Regions from separate parts of the Mus musculus genome. Here region 1 is linked to region 2. A link is a loop called in an ENCODE intact Hi-C map of the cell type or tissue named here. Cell type or tissue: left cerebral cortex. All regions are shown on one strand. Each heading gives the region's core, and the rest is flanking DNA. Links, peaks and the distances in the headings are about the cores only.

Region 1 (8,334 bases), core at 212-8,211, 130 kb after region 2:
GTGTTCCAGAACCCTGTGGCAGAGCCACTGCCAACTGCGCTTTTTGTTTCATTTTGTTTTGTTTGCCATTTTTCATCATAGTGAGCTTTTGTTTATTTTAAATATTCTTGTATTTTGTGTATCAATTTAGTTTTTGAGAGAGAGAAAGCATTGTATGGTGGGGGTGGGGTACAACACAAAAATGAAATTGAGTGTGGAGGAATAAGGAGAGGATTGGGAGAGAAACCTGGGAGAAACTCAGACCCTGTTTCAATAGAACAATCACTTGTTCTTTCACAGTGTATGAAAAAAAATGATTCGAGAATATAGCCACAGCCTGGAATAAAGAGAGAGAAGCCTGGGATCATATTAGATCCCAGAAAACAGACCTTTGTCTAGAGAGGATTGCCTGTGGTGAGAATGAGACCAATAGTGGATACAGAGATGAGCCGCCAGAGCCACAGTTGGCAGAATCAGAAACCTGCCAACAGTGTGACCATGGAACATCTGAAGCTATGTGTGACAGCGGAGAATCAAGGCCCTTACACCCTCGTGGACTTGGGTGACACACATGTGAAGATACAGAAAATGAGTACCATAACATTTGGGATGAACCAGCACCTTAATGTCTGTCTGATTCTGTACATAGTCTCTATATGTTTATGTTTTACATGTATACATATATATCTCTATATATGTAATATTATGATCTATAATAAGGCTAGTTATATATTTTATATAGTTATATGTAGAAAGAAACATTTAGAAATAATATATTTCTGTCTTTTATAACTTTTAGTTTGGCTTTTAAAATTAATTTGTAGGGTCTAAGAAAATATTCTGTATGTGCTCCTCATGAATCTTTCATTGATTATTTACACTGAATACATCTCCCTTTATTGCATTATTACTTAATGGTATCTTCTGGATAACACTATTGTTTATTTTAAAGTTCTCTCCTCTTGACTTCTGGAATCCTCTATATCCTGTTGGTCAACTTAGTCATCTCTACGCACCCTAAGAAGCAAATTCCTTCACATAGTTCTGTAAAAGTTTTGGTCTAGGGTGGTGGAGTGGTAACAGGCAAGTCTGAGTTCCCAGTCAGCATTCAGCACAGGGAACAGAGAGGTCTAGGCAGGTCTGTGATAGACACAGCTTGTCAGCTTATAAACACACATGTTCACATGTGATGCCGAGACACTCTGTGCAAATTCTCAGTCTTGGTTTTCATCCTTTTAATCATATTTGTTTTAAAATCTTTATCTGACAATTCTAACTACTCAAGTTCTCATAGTTCCATGACCTCACTTCTAACCCTGCTCTCTTTGCTTTCATTATCTTTGTGTGATTAATATTGTACTTTAAAAATTTCCCAGAAGCAATATGAATATTAGGATATAACTTCAAATCACAGAGTATTTTACTTATGACTTTTAGATGTCTAGGGGACCATGTTAACCCAATATAATAAACCAGTATTTTCTTCATTACACAGGTAACTAAGAGTTTAGTGGTAGCCATAGTAGTACCCACTTCTAGGACCCTTAAAATAATAGTATTTTATTAATTAACTTATAGTATTATAGTCAGACCCAGATAGGTAGGACCAGTTTTTCTCAGCTCTATTTGCCTTTTCTGGGGACATTCAGTTAAGTGCTCAGCCTCCCCTGTACATGAGTTTCCCATATGACTAAAAAGAGTCAAATTTCATAAACACTGTTAATTTAAACCAGACTGGAAAGCAGAAGCAGGTAGGCCATTTCAAGTTTTGAAATAGCCTTATACATTATTTATTTTCAGATAGGCTGTCTTAGCCAAGGCTGACCTTGAATTCAATAGCATTAAGGTCAACTCATGATTCTCCTGCCTCCACCTCTCAAGTTCTGGGATTATAAACCCATATCACAATCTCTTCTGATACACTGGTGAGAAAGCTCAGAAACTCAGCCCTGATTCAAGAAGTCACCATAAAGCCAATTATTGAGGCCTACCAATGGAATTTTCCACCACAGATGGCTTCTGGTACTCTTAGTCCTGTCCTGTGGTACTCCATAGGCTCAATAAATTTTCAGAATTCCCATCTTTAGGACATTTATGAGGTCTCTTTTCTCTTCTCTTCTCTTCTCTTCTCTTCTCTTCTCTTCTCTTCTCTTCTCTTCTCCCTATCTCCCCTCTCCCCTCCCTCTCTCTCCTCTCTCCCTCTCCTCTCTCCTCTCCTCCTCTTCTTCTTTCTTTCTCTCTCTCTCTGGAGTGGTTTGAAGCCTGCCGCCTTGAAGCCTCACACCCCTCAGAGAATGGCGTTCAGTAGTTTTTCACTTTCAAATGCTTTTGAGACACTCATTTCCTTTTGGTTTTCCTGTTTCTCTCAGTGGCAGGAAGAACTAGTAGGAAGTACTTAGCCAGTACTTAGCCAGGAACCTGCTAATCTCTGGGAGCTTCCTGGCCTGGGCAACAAATGTGTCTGCCTAATGGCCCCAGGTCCTGCCCTCCTTCACTGCAGCTGAGGCCCATTAGCTCAAAGCCTGCCAAAGCCAAAGGCAAATTTTTACACATCCAATTATATAAAAATAGCCCAAACAAGCAGCTTTTAGTCACTTGGAGCCTTTCTATTTTACACAGCCTGCAAGAACTCAGCATCTGCTGGCCATTGACACAAACCACAGGGCTCTGTGTCTCAGTTCCTGAGCTGCATGCAAGACCCTGTGGAGTTCTCTGACCAAAGACTCTTCTGTGGGCTGGGTGGAACTGCCTGCCTGGGTACATGGCTCTTTCCGACTCTCTCTGCCCTTGGGGTTCCCTAGCCCTTGTCATTCAGTACGGGGGGGGGGGGGGGCAGCTGTCAGCGAGTGGACCTCATGCGGTAAGGATTATTTCTGGTTTAACCTTGTCCAAGTACTAGTCAACTACTGCTGATGGCTATCATGGCCATACCTTCCCTAGTTTTGGTCCTCAAACTTTCAGAGCCAAGTACAACCACATCATATGCTGTACCCTGGACAGTGGCCCTCAACACAAAAAGATTTAACGTTCTGAGCTGCAGAGCAGAGGCTGGAAGGAAGGAAACAGTATAAAGTCCACCAGAAGGACAAGATAGAAAGGCCAGGACACCGTTTGGCATCATATTGCAGATACAGATGCCAACCCCACCACGGCTGTGTGATTATTTCTGGAGCATCTGCTACCAGAACGAATGACTCATGTGCTTTGACCATCAAGATGCCACAGGAAAAGACTAAAGACCACATTATTCAGCACTGTGACTTCCCCACATTTGCAGACACTGTAGCTGAGTGTTAAAGGAGTTGTCCTAGTTTTGCGGGATCACATCACATCACGTTTGTGGTTCAGGCTTTGTGGTGTGAGGCAAGGACAGGAAAGAACCATACAGATAGATAGATACTCTGCTGCCTCTCAGACAGCTCTCTTCTTGCCTGCAGAACTGCATCAAGAGTCAAGTGCTGCCCTCTCGTGGCTGGTGTTGCCACTGTACCAGGGATGTTCAGGATCTCAACTTTTTCATGAGGCATTGTACTTTGATATATATTAATTTATAAGAGTTAAAAAATGCATCAATACTCAGATTTTATGGAAGCCTAAATGCCCGTTGGTGGTGCCTAGTTTCAGTTTTCTGTTTGCTACCAAGTCTTCTGTGGCTTTCTCAGATCCACGTCTTTACTTTCCTTGATAAAATAAATACACTGGATTATCCGTGTAAGTGTATTAGATAAATCCGAGGCCAATTCTGTAAGCCTCTTGCTGTGATGGCAATAGAAGTACTAGTCTGAAAAAGAAGTGAACCCAGACACTATTGCATACACCAGCAAGATTTTGCTGACAGGATCCTGATATAGCTATCTCTTGTGAAGCTATGCCAGTGCTAGCAAATACAAAAGTGGATGCTCACAGTTATCTATTGGATGGAACGCAGGGCTCCTAATGAAGAAGCTAGAGAAAGTACCCAAGGAGCTAAAGGGGTCTGCAATCCTATAGGAGGAACAATAGTATGAACTAACCAGTACCCCCAGAACTGTTTCTCTAGTTGCATATATAGCAGAGGATGGCCTAGTTGGCCATCAATGGGAGGAGAGGCCCTTGGTCTTGCGAAGATCATATGCCCCAGTACAGGGGAATGGCAGGGCCAGGAAGGGAAGTGGGTGAGTTGGGGAGCAGGGCGGGTCGGGGGAAGGGTATAGGGGACTTTCGGGATAGCATTTGAAATGTAAATGAAGAAAATACCTAATTTTAAAAAAAGGTGGACACCTGAAGTTCCGACAGTCTGGGTGTGTCCTGCCCCAGCTTGCTCTAGGAGTCCCGGGGCTGCATCTGCTTATCTACCTTTGTATACGGAACAAGCTCCCAACAACTATTTCTGGGCTTCTAACTTCACTGTTTCTGGAAGGAAAGTACATTCTTTTCTCAGGTCGACTGCCTCTCCTGAACTGTGACTAGCAAGGTACAAGAACATTAGGATGGAGGAGAAATGGGCACACCTCCTCTCAGCTCAATAGCCAGGACTCCTGCTTCCAATAGCAGGCCCCACCACTGCATGTCTGGTGAGACTTCTCAGCAGGCCAGAACCGCTGCTCCCTTCTGGGTCGAGCTGCAGTGACAGTTAGCTGCACGTTATCTCCTTGCAGGTCCTAGGAATGTCTGTCACACTCAAAAACTTTCAGTCTCTCTTCTTCAAATCCTTTCAGTGCAAAAACATATGACACTGTCTTCTTATATATCTCTTGGCCCAGCTGTCACTTAAAATGTTCCTCCCAGAAACTCACTTTTTAAACTGAACAGGGCCTTTTCTTACAGGCTGGGGTCTTGTTGGTTTAATTTGAATCATAGGCATGTACCTAAATCATTCTCAACCTCTACCAAGTTCCTTAAAAGATTTCCTGTCCTGCCCACGAGAAGATGACTATGGCCCCTGCTCCTATTTCTAGGCTTAGCAGCATTGTCAGACAAGATTTTACACCCCTGTGAACAACAAGCTATAAAAATATACAGTTCCCCCTTGGCTGTCTCCTTTGTGGTTTGCCTGTCTCTGTTCAACTTTAGTAAATTCCTTTTCATGTCCCCAAGAAAAAATTTCCAAACCTCTTATTCCCCCCTTGATTGCTCTTTCCAATTCCCTCAACAGACACCCCCACTTCTGACTTGGAAAGAACAATCTTCTGCCTGTACACTTCTGAGTAATAAGACCACTGTCTCCGTCCTCTTCCCACTTGTGTTCCTTCTATCTATTCGCCTGCAGACCCTAAAGCATCACCAGCCCCCACTCCCAACTCGAACGTTTTCTGTAGTGATTTGCTACTCCCATCTCCTCAGGGATCCCCTAGCTTGTGTTTTAAGCTCTAGGCATGGCGTACTGCCAAACTGTGGCCCAAGAATTGCCCTTTTATCTTCTTGAGGTATGGTCTCAGTAAGTTATTCAAGTTAGTCTTGAACTCACTATTTATCCCAGGCTGGCCTTGAACTCATGGTCTTCCTACCTCAGCTTTCCAGATAGCTGTAATTATAGACCCATGCCGTCAGGCCCAGCTTCCTCATCTTTCCCCTTGTTTATAAATGTTCTTTTCTTCCTTTGCATTTTAACTTCATTCTTCTCTCATGCAAAAAGGTTACTCTTCAATGCCCATTCCCTTCTCTTTCTTTCAGAGGAGAGCTCTAAAGCAGTCCCCCACTACCACAAACTATGCAGTTGAGTTTCCCACATTTGGGGAAATCGCAGGGGTCAGCACATCTGGAGTGCAATGGATAAGCCTCGCCCTGGGAAAACCACCTTCGTGATCATGGTATCTTCCCTGCCAGGTAAGTATGTCCATTTCCTTTTCAACTCACTATAACCTGACTTCTATTTTCAGCTCTCTCACAAACTTCCTCTTCCTTCTATGATGCTCTGGATGAAATCCCACAGGCTTATTTTTATCTGTCTTGTACTTGACCCTTTTTTGTAGTATTTGATGACTGCTCCTTTCTTCTCTAGACATCCTGAGTGTCTTTTCAGTTCTTTTCTGGGTTTGGCTTGAGAGCCTAGAACAGGAAAGTTGGGCACAAGACATATGAGGAGCTCTTGCAGCCAAGTTTAGCAAAAGCAGTGTTTTGTGCCAAGTGGCCAGCACACTGTGAGTGAAATAGAGAATGGGACAAACCATCAAATAACCCAGAGTCCAGGAACTACGATTTGAGAGTGGAAATATCCAAAACAGTTTGTATTCATTGCCCTTAAACCAGATTAGGGCTGTCTCTCATAAGGGACCAAGAACAGACTGGCAATTTTGTGTCACTATAGTTCTCTGTGCCTATCATTTGCCCATGGCCATGATAGTTTTCAACATCTATGGCTATATACATATATACATATATATACAAAGTATTTTGAACATAGCCACACTATCTCCCTTGAACTCCCCCAGGAGCCTCCACTTCAACCCTTCTCTTTCCCAATGTCATGTCCTCTGTTGTCTTCTTCTTGTTGTTGTTATTGTTGTTGTCCTCGTTGCTATTATTTTATATTGAGTCTACTTAGTGCTGGCATATGAGCCTGGTGTGAAAGCATCCAGTGGGGCAAGGACAACATCCTAGTAACCATACAGAAAAGTAACTTCCTATCTCAGCAGCCATCAACTGGCAATAGCTCCTGGGCTTGGGATGGAGCTTAAGAAAGCTTTCTCCCATTTACACTAAAGTGTTGACTGGCTTAACTTTCTTCAAATCTTGTGCAAGTAACCATGGCTTTCATGAGTTTATATGAGCAGCAGGCATAGCATATCTAGAAGACAGTATTTCACAGTTGTCTGATGTCACAGCTCTCCCATGGCACAGCTCTCCCATGGCACAGATCTCCCATGGCACAGATCTCCCATGGCACAGATCTCCCATGGCACAGCTCTCCCATGTCACAGCTCTCCCATGTCACAGCTCTCCCATAGCACAGCTTTCCCATGGCACAGCTCTCCTATGGCACAGCTCTCCTCCCTATTCTCTAGCTGAATTTTCCCTGTGTACACACCTGTTCTTATAATTTACTTTAAAAACTGGACATTTCAAACTGGATATTTGCAGCAACTCAACAACCCATACTCTCTCCTTCCCCATGATTTTCGTTGTTACTGTTATTGTTTAAAGTCACTTTTCTGACCTAATTTATAAAGTTTGTATGCATAGATGTACTAATCAGGTAAAAGGTCAGATATGGAATTCTATATATACTAAGAACTAGAAACTTCGCAGTCCTTGCAGATGGTCTTGTGTGTGTTAGACACACCTTTGACACTCACCTAGACAGTTTATATCTTTGTCTATCCTGCTTGCTCAGAGCATGACACAAATCAGTCACAAGTGAGAGCTGAAGGTCTTCATGGATCTTTATTAACTGTGAGCACAACTTTAGGCTTAGGAGTAACTTCTGGTTAATGAAGACTATGACATGATAGAACTTTCCAGAGTCTTATTCCCTAGACCACCTCATTCTCAACATTTCCTTCCATGATTCTTAGTGAATCCACCTTTTGTTCCAGCTGCCTCCATTGCCCAGAGATGCAATGACATCAGTCGCCTACAAATACTTCCACAGCCCCCATGTTTCATCCCCTTAATTGTTTAACCAGATTTGTTGGATTCTAATAAGTCCTTCAGTCACTAGACAAATCAATCAAGAATACTTCTTTGTCAACAATATTTTTTTTCCTGATCATTGTGGTATCCAACTTGATAGTGGTAATTGGAATGGTGTGCAGTTCTTTTAAGGTCACTGCTGACCCAAGGAGCAAAGGCTGGGGTGGTAGCTCTGTTCACAAAGTATGTCCCTTACAATCACAAGAATCTAGGTTTACCTCCAGAGCCAGCCCAAAAAAGGAAAAACCCTGGGTCTCACTGGTGCCTACTACTAATCCTCTTCCTAGTTATCTTCCTCCTACTAATCCTGGCCTCCAGTCAGAGTAATCCTAGCCCCAAGGCAGAAACAGGAGATACCCCGAGCTCACTCACTAGTTCACTTGCTAACTTGTAGGTCAGCGAGACTAACTCATAAAATAAGGGACACTCAGGCATCTCCATCCTCACATGCAAATAAATGCCTCTTCGTTTTGACAAGAACTCCATTAATTTCCAGATTCCATAAAATGTGATCATGATAATTCTTGACATATTTCAGCTCCTTTCATGAGGAACTGGGCTATTTTTCATAAGCATTTCCATTCTTCATAGTTTTAATATCTATACAAATAATAAAATACAGAAAATTCTATAGAAAATATGTCACTGAATGTAGAATTTTATTGTTTCCTCTTTTGTTTCAAGAATAACAGTAAAAACAGACAGCCCAGGAGTGGTAGTGTATACCAGCAGAGAGGTATACCT
Region 2 (8,334 bases), core at 244-8,243:
TTAAGAAAAATATATGATCTCATCACAAACCTTTGGGGACAGGTAACAAAGTGGTAAATGTGATTAGCTTTGGCATTCAGAAGAATTTTGTACAGTGTTGTTTGGCCAAGTCTTACAATTTATGCCAGGCTGACTTCCAGCTTGCAGTTCTGCTGTCCACTGAAGGTGCTGCGATTAGAGATGTGTGCCTCCACAGCTGGCTTACATGCTCCATTGTGTTTTTCAGAATCTTCCATGTTCTCTATAGAGAGGATGTATGGCTTTGACACCAGAAGAGATTGCTAGCAGTTACAATATTGTTCCCAGGAAAGCAGTAAGGTATTTATGTTTTTGAAATCCTTTCTTTATCATCTTATGATGATGGCTCTCAAATCTACCTAAAGTGCAGTGACCACAATGATTAAGCAACCTGACTGTGAGTAAACATGACAGATTAATGTCAACTCAGCAAACTTGGAGAGTGTATGATGGCCTGGATTTTGCCAATAGGAGTATATAAAAGTGCAAAGAGATGCAGGCTCTGAGGAGGTACCTGCTCTCTGTCTCTTTGTGTCTTGTTCTTAAAATCTGTCTCTGTCTCTGTCTCTCTCTGTCTCTCTGTCTCTCTGTCTCTGTCTCTGTCTCTCTCTCTCTCTCTCTCTCTCTCTGTGTATGTGTGTGCCTATGTGTCTATGTGCCTGTGTGTGTGTGTGTGTGTGTGTGTGTGTGTGTGTGTGTGTGTGTGTGTGAGGTACTATGGCTTGAACCCAGGGCAAGTTCTTTGTCACTGAGGCCCATACCCTACCCTCTTGTTTCTCTTTTATTTAATTAATCTGTGTTCCATATTATTTAACTCACTCCTATGTTATATTGCTTTTGATAAAGTATTTTGAACAGGAATTAATCACTACTTGGTGCCCATATTTCTTGAACAGTGTTTCTAGGATATAAAAGCATTTGTGTTGGTCCTTTTATGATTCCTTTCAGTAAGTGAAGTGCTATCTCTTGGTGTGAGTCTTGTAATAGAGATTATTAGTGTCTTGTGTAGATCATATCTACATTGTTATGTCTGTAATCACACATCAATGACATAATTTCAAGAATCCTCCCTACTCCCTATATTCTATAAAAAGATAAAATTAATTCTTTTATTTTTGTGTGAATTTTTATTTTGCATTTTCATTTTTAGGTGCATCAGTGCACTGAAAAACCTCACATCACAAGATTCAGCTAACATGAAAATAGCAGTGTGCACATACAGACATTTAAAGCCAAGGGGCACTGCACAAAGAATTTCTGTGTTCTTGTGCCTTGGGAATAAAAGGAAACCCCACGAAAAGGCCTCCAAGAGCTGATATGTGTGTTGCTCCACCTCGTCCACTCGTCTCTGCTCATTCGTGTGCCTGTGCTGGGAAAGAAAGCACAAAGGATGCCGTGATGCTGTGTAAATAGTGAGGCCAGCAGTAAAGAACTGGGTTCTTGTTCTGACTTTATCACTCGCTGAGTAACTTCAGATTCCCTCTGGTTCTCATTTAAGCCAAGCGAGCATTTCTAACACGAGTTCTCTGAGATTTGCTTCAGTAAATTATGGTACTTCACAATTTATATTCCAGGTAAGCCCCGTGGCAAAGGCTCAACAGCAATAGTGGAGCCCGAGTAAAAACACGTCTCCTGATGGTCCGATGGGAGGGATCTTGAGGGCCAGGAGGTTAGCAAGAGCCCATGTGTGCCACTTCTTCCCCCAGGGACCCTCCCTGACTTCTCCTGGAAAGCCCATAGGCATGTCTCTCTCTTACTTCCTCTTCAGGACTCATTGGCCTCCTTTCCCTCTCCAGACTGGCACTTAAGCTGAACTTTATGAATGGGCAAAGAATTGGTCAGGAATGAAAGTTAAAACAAAACAGAGACCAACAAACAAAAATCCCAAACACTGAGGTGAATTTTAACCTCTAAAATGCCCACTGTAACAATAGTGAAGGTTCTGCAGGCCTCCTGGTCAATGTAAACCCACTTTTCCTCTAAAGCACAATTTGATCATTATTTATTAATGAATCACACTTCTCCTGTGGACAGAATCCTTCCTGTGTTCTCTTCTATCAGAAATGCATCCCATTCATTCACCTATGAGCTGACTTTTCTGCAACCTCCAGTGTGAAAACACCTTCCTCTTGTTTCAAGAAGAGTTATCAATTAGTACAGGCCCCAAACAGGGGTGGAAATCTGCATTGCATTACTTGTGACAGAGAAAATGGCAGACATAACCAGAAACAGGGAACAGGAAATTTTGGATAAACAGTAGTGGTGGTTATGAAGCAGCTGAAGCGAATCCCAGACACTAGAGTTTGTAACAGCATCTTGAATTGCAGGATTAAAGGTAACTACTTCCCACTTAGACATAATCTCCATTCAACTCAAAATTTGAGAGTAGATTTATAGACATGGCATTGTGTTCTATAATAGTGCCAGAAAGCAATAACTAAAGACACTTGTGGTGCACATTTGAATGTGGAGAAAAGAACAGAACACATAATAAATAACTTGAGTGGTTTGCTCTGCATACCATCATGGTTTCACAGTACACGGAGGTGAAATGAATGATTCTCATTTACAGACTCAATAACTGATTTTTTTTCAGGCTATCAAACAGCTTAAGTTTTTTCAACACAAGAGAACAATGCCTCTCTCATTGGGTTTGCGGTGTAGACTCCGAACAGAGTGTTTAATATACACAGCTCACCCTGCTCTTCTTGGGGGAACAGTCCTGATTAACTTTAGATTCTAAGAGAACCATAGGAGGCCTGAGATTCACTTGAAACTGAGGCTTTTAAGAGACTTTGTTTATGGCCTTCCTCGTTAGAATAGCTCTTTTCTTGTGAAGGAAAACACTAAGCTGGTTTCAAAAAAACGTACTGGCCTTGTCTTCAGCTCCATAATTCCTATGTATGCTCTTGGGAGGGCTAAGTGGATAAAAACTCAGACCTGGTTGTCTCTGTCCCCTAGTTCTTCATTCTCCTCCAGGCAGAAAGATGGCAGGCCATAGTAACGACAGATTTCAGATACTGAGATGTTTCCTGAGAGGACAACCTGACAGAAGAGTTAGGTGGGGGTGCTGAGGCACCAGGAAATGTCCAGATCCACCCCTTTAATGGTAACTACCTTCTTGGAAGCTCTGCACTCCCCACCTCTTCTTCTTTCCCCTCCCACTCTCTGTCTCTTTTCTGGTCCGTATCTGGCCTATCATAGTAAGAGGTCAGTCTGTTTTCCACACTTGGATAGTCTCATTCAAAAATTTTTGTCAATGGACAAGTCATAAGAAACCCTTCCATTTTCGGGCTCGTTGACGTCACCAAGGAGGCGATAAATATCTGTTGATATAATTGGATGTGAGATTCAGTGTTGAAATAGCAGAACTCTGTCCCTCGCTCCTTGGCAGGGCCCTATTATTTATGCAGGAGCAGAGGCAGCACGCAATCGAGCTGTCAAGAGAGCGTCAGCTTATTAGGCAAATGCTGCGTGCTTTCTGAAGAGGGTCGACATTATAAAATCTCACTCCAGGCTCTGGTGTGGAGAAACTCAGAGCCCAAGTACGTTGAGAGACTGAAGAGAAAGGGAAAAGGCAAAAGAAAAAAAGAAGAGAAAGGAGAAGAGGAAGAAAACCTGCAGGAGGCATCCTGAGAGAAGTCCCTCTGCAGAGGCAGCAGTGCGGGCTCACCTACCAAGGGAGGAGAAGGTAGGCAGCGCCTAGACGGGCGCCACCAACTTTGTGCTGCCTGAGCTGCTGTGGTGAGCCCCGGAGCCAGCTGCCCATGTGCTGGAATGCCTGTGCCTATGCATGTATGTGTGTCGCTAACTGTGCCTTAAAATTCCGATGACAGTGGCGATTTGAAAAAGCGAAGTTAGACGGCGGCTGCTCATCTTTATCCACTCAATCCAATCTGCCACTCACTGCTCATAGTCTGTGCAAAGAATGGCTCCCCTATTGCATCCCATGTCCCCAAGCAAACGGAGTAAGGGCAGGAATGGAGACAGAGAAGGTTGTTCTCAATTTGGCAGAAAAGGATGTCCGAAAGGGGGCGATTAGGGTGTGCGACAGCTTAAACCTGTGGCACTTGTCCGGGCTCAGGGAAGTCGGTTTAGGGAAGACGTTTGGGAGGTCCTTAGGAAGAGGAGCCAGGGGTTGTCCCTTCTAGGTCTCCAAAGAAGGGTCACCGCGGGCTCGCACCAGTTGAGCTTTGCAGGTACCTAGCTTCAGCACCGCGGACAGCGTCACCGAAGCCTAGAGCCTGTCTTGTCTGTGGGTGTCCGATAGGAAGCCCCGCTGCACCTTCCAGCTGAGCTAAACTCTGACCAATCTTACCTTTCTCCCCCACCTTCTCTCTCCCCCGACCTCAACCTCGGTGCTTCAGAGAGCGCCCCTAACATGCGGCTGCGGCTGCTGGTGTCCGCGGGCATGCTGCTGGTGGCTCTGTCGTCCTGCCTGCCTTGCAGGGCCCTGCTCAGCAGGGGATCCGTCCCCCGAGCGCCGCGGGCCCCGCAGCCCTTGAATTTCTTGCAGCCGGAGCAGCCCCAGCAACCTCAGCCGGTTCTGATCCGCATGGGTGAAGAATACTTCCTCCGCCTGGGGAATCTCAACAGAAGTCCCGCTGCTCGGCTGTCCCCCAACTCCACGCCCCTCACCGCGGGTCGCGGCAGCCGCCCCTCGCACGACCAGGCTGCGGCTAACTTTTTCCGCGTGTTGCTGCAGCAGCTGCAGATGCCTCAGCGCTCGCTCGACAGCCGCGCGGAGCCGGCCGAACGCGGCGCCGAGGATGCCCTCGGTGGCCACCAGGGGGCGCTGGAGAGGGAGAGGCGGTCGGAGGAGCCGCCCATCTCTCTGGATCTCACCTTCCACCTTCTGCGGGAAGTCTTGGAAATGGCCCGGGCAGAGCAGTTAGCTCAGCAAGCTCACAGCAACAGGAAACTGATGGAGATTATCGGGAAATGAAATGTTGCGCTTGGCCAAAACGATTCTGCATTTAGCACACAAGTAAAAATAAAAATTTAAAACACAGTATTCTGTACCATATCGCAGCTCCGATATCATTTGTTTATTTTTATATAGCTTGAAGCATAGAAGATGTACAGGGAGAGAGCCTATATACCCCTTAATTAGCATGCACAAAGTGTATTTCTGTGTCGTAACAAAACAGCGTTATTTGTATTGCCCATGCTTAATTTCTATGTGCAAATAAGCGTCTTTATAGCGATATCTTAAAGAAAATGTGGCCCCAAGGAGGAAACCTTTGAAAAAGCAGATGGGAGTCATCCAGTTGTTTTTATTTGGAGCTGCAGTGGAAGAGAATTCATTCTTGAGGGGTGGCTAGGACGAAATGTGTAAGCTCTTTGAATCAACTTTTTCTTGTAAATGTTTCAGTAATAAAACATCTTTCTGATTCTTGGTCAATTTGGTTGTGTAAGAGAACGTTAAATATATTTTTAATAAAATCTGCAAAGGTTGCTGTGGCTTTATTTTTCCTCTTCAGTGTGCATACAGAAATGGCCCCAGCACAAGACATAAAAACAGCACAACAAACAACTTGCCCCTCAACAAAACACCCTACATTTTATTTTCTCTTAAAGATAGGAACATTTGTCACATAGCTTACATTGGCCCTGTAATTTGTCCTGGGCTTTCCTCTGTACCTCTCAGACTTCCCTTCTGAGATTAAATTAAATAATTTTAGAGGTTCCTCCCACCTCTAAAACTTGATCACAGTGGAAATAACACGCAAGCCTAATTAGCTGAGGACCGAGGAAGTGTGGGCCTCATGGGAAGTGGGTGGAGGTCAGAGGACAACTGGAGAAGGTCAGACTCCTCCTACCATGTGAGTCCTAGGACCTGAACTGGGTTCTTTAGGCCCAAGAGCAAGCCTGTACCCACTGTACTACTCACCAGCCTAGATAGGAGAAACTTAAGAATGCAAGCATCTCAAGTAAATAAACATATTTTCAGTGAAAGGTCACTTGGGAAATTTTTTCTTAAAAAAAAATAGCTACACAAATACCTTTCACATTTCTCTCTATCCCAGTCCTAATAACTGCAACCTGTAGGCCTGTTATTTGCTTCTAAAATTAAACAGCACTTCTAATTTTAATACGTTTGCTTTAGTAGTTTAGTTACCACCCTAAAAATTTTAGTTCCATAATTAATACTTTTAAATTAATTTGTATATATGAAGATGGCACTTCTCTTGAGGCCCTGGAAATATGCTTGATTAATGGCTTAATAATAAAACATGAATCACTGAATAAATTGCTGGGAGACTGAAGTTCTTAAAAACATTTATTTAATAGTTCATTTAAAGTAAAGTTACACTTATGTGATGAAGGCAAGGAAGGAGAGAGGAGAGAGAGAGACCGGGGGGGGGGGGAGGGAGGGAGGGAAGGAGGAAGAAAGGAAAGGAGGGAGAGACAGAGGGGGAGAGAAGAGACAGAGGGAGAGAGGGGGAGAGAGAGAGAGAGAGAAGGCACACAGGGGGAGAATTGTGTGTATACTTAAATCCATGCAGTTGCTCCACAGATTATCAGATTGCTGCTATGGCAGGACACTTAAGAAAGTAGACAGCTCCTCTTTGAAATTCAATTAAAATGCCTAATACATGGATATGATTATGAGATATGTAAATAAGGTTAGAAAAATGTCAAAAGAGTTGCCCTAGATTTTTGGCCTTCTGGACTATGGACGTGTGGCCACATGTAAAGGAAAGTCCTGTCTGCGCACCCATGGCATCCATAGGGAAAGGAACCTCTACAGTGCCCTACATAGCTTTGGTCAGTGACCAATCTCCATATTTTGATAAATCGGTCAGTTTGGAACTGACACTGAACATCACCTACCACCTGCAATGCTAAGGAGAAAAGCAAAAGGCACAAGCGTCCTAAAATAACCAGAAGCCTGAGGGAGGCTGGGAGAGTGTTCTGCCACTTTGTTACCACTTGGCACTTATGGCTGATACACAGGCATGCACCACACCTACACAACCTTCAGAAGGTTTCTCACACAAATGAAAGATTTGCAGAAGATCAAGTTTCTTCAGAAGAGTATTTTCTGTAATTTTGTTCTGAGCATAATCATTTTCTCAATGAGTGAGATAAGTCATCTGGAATTAAAGGGTGGTGGTGTTGTATTGTTTTGTTTTGCTTTCAGAAATCCTGTCCAGAGGTCCCCTTCATATGAATCGTGGTGAATTTCCACCTGTTTCCTGCTGCCTATGTGCTTCTCAGCCAGGCAGACAGGGGGCAGCAACGAGAATAAATATTATTCATTTAGGGAATTCAACCAGGAGAAGGAGAAGACGTGGCGAGCTGGCTCAGGATCAGCCCCACCCCCACTCCCCAAGGCTGCAGACTGTCCCTGGGGAGAAGGGGCCTCAAATCCAATCTGCAAAAGAAGAAAATGTGGATGAGAGGAAGGAGAGAGTAGACCTTTGGGGAATTGGTCCAGTTACTGATCTACGGAGGAGAGAGGATGATGAGATGATGATAGTAATTAGATGAAGCATAATTATTATTAGGGATAGAAAGCAAACTTAGGTCATCTTAGTTATGGTCAAGAGCCATTCAAGTGATTCACGCTCATAATTCAAAAAGAATAGCAATAGCGCATGCAGTGGAATGGAGCTCTGGTGGGGAGAAGCCAGGGTTCCCTGCTTGGCTTTCCTGAGTTAAGTCATTCATGATTTACTGACATGACAGTCTCATTCACACACACAGATATCTAGGTTTACAAAAATCTGCAAAACTATTGAAATCCTGCTAAGTTTTAACTCATAACTCAGCGATAGAGTGCCTTCCCAGCCGTCCTAGGCCCGAGTTTCATCCCCAGTGCCACACAAGACAGAGAGGCCGAGAGGGGGAGGAGAGGAGGGAAGGGGTAGGGGAGCGGAAACTTAAATGATGTTGCTATCTTATGACAGTGCAACTTATACTCATATTCATATAATGTCTCCACTGCTGACGTTAGAAGTTTCTACCAGATTACACTCGTGTGCCATCAGTCGGGGTATGTTCCCAGAACGTCAGCATTAAGTTATATTACTGTAGAGGGGGCACCAGTGCTCGTGCACTGAGACAATAGCAGTAAGCCATACTACCTAGAAGAATCAAACTCGAGGAGATCACTGACAAAATGTTACTATGCACACATTTATATGTTTGTAAATCGCTTCAACTTTGCAAAACCCCTCCGTTTTGCAAAGCCAAAGTATTGATCTTGAACAAATCCTGAAGTGAGTGTCTCTAGGCAATAAAATCTTATAACGTTTAATTCACCTGACCAACTCAATCTTATAAATGAACTTCAATAATTTGTTTTGA

The links. A loop is a pair of places that touch in the nucleus more often than their neighbours do. Peaks named below come from ENCODE experiments on the same cell type or tissue, not always from the same donor. Only the 100,000 strongest peaks of a DNase experiment are listed, where the experiment ranks them.
Region 1: it touches region 2 in a loop (9-fold over the local background); 31 of 42 quality-filtered maps call a loop at or near these places.

The regions. Positions count from the first base shown.
Region 1 is chr3:19,557,711-19,566,044 of GRCm38, reverse strand. The region is part of intron 2 of Dnajc5b (DnaJ heat shock protein family (Hsp40) member C5 beta); the gene reads right to left. Gm23330 (a small nuclear RNA gene) reads right to left here and starts at 5,792; the gene lies at 5,629-5,792. In left cerebral cortex, for the core only: a CTCF peak has its summit at 3,458 (motif pointing left); DNase peaks (open chromatin) are centred at 2,590, 3,363 and 5,956; H3K27ac peaks cover 345 bases.
Region 2 is chr3:19,690,542-19,698,875 of GRCm38, reverse strand. It overlaps Trim55 (tripartite motif-containing 55), which reads right to left. Exons shown (of 10, transcript NM_001081281.2): 10 at 6,292-7,399. The coding sequence ends at 7,277. It overlaps Crh (corticotropin releasing hormone), which reads left to right and starts at 3,480. Exons shown (of 2, transcript NM_205769.3): 1 at 3,480-3,709; 2 at 4,386-5,475. The coding sequence starts at 4,400. The coding sequence ends at 4,963. Gm42189 (a long non-coding RNA gene) reads right to left here and starts at 4,603. Exons shown (of 3, transcript XR_880694.3): 1 at 4,337-4,603. In left cerebral cortex, for the core only: CTCF peaks have their summits at 4,808 (motif pointing right) and 7,245; DNase peaks (open chromatin) are centred at 4,026, 4,201, 4,791, 7,267 and 1 more place; H3K4me3 peaks cover 1,131 bases.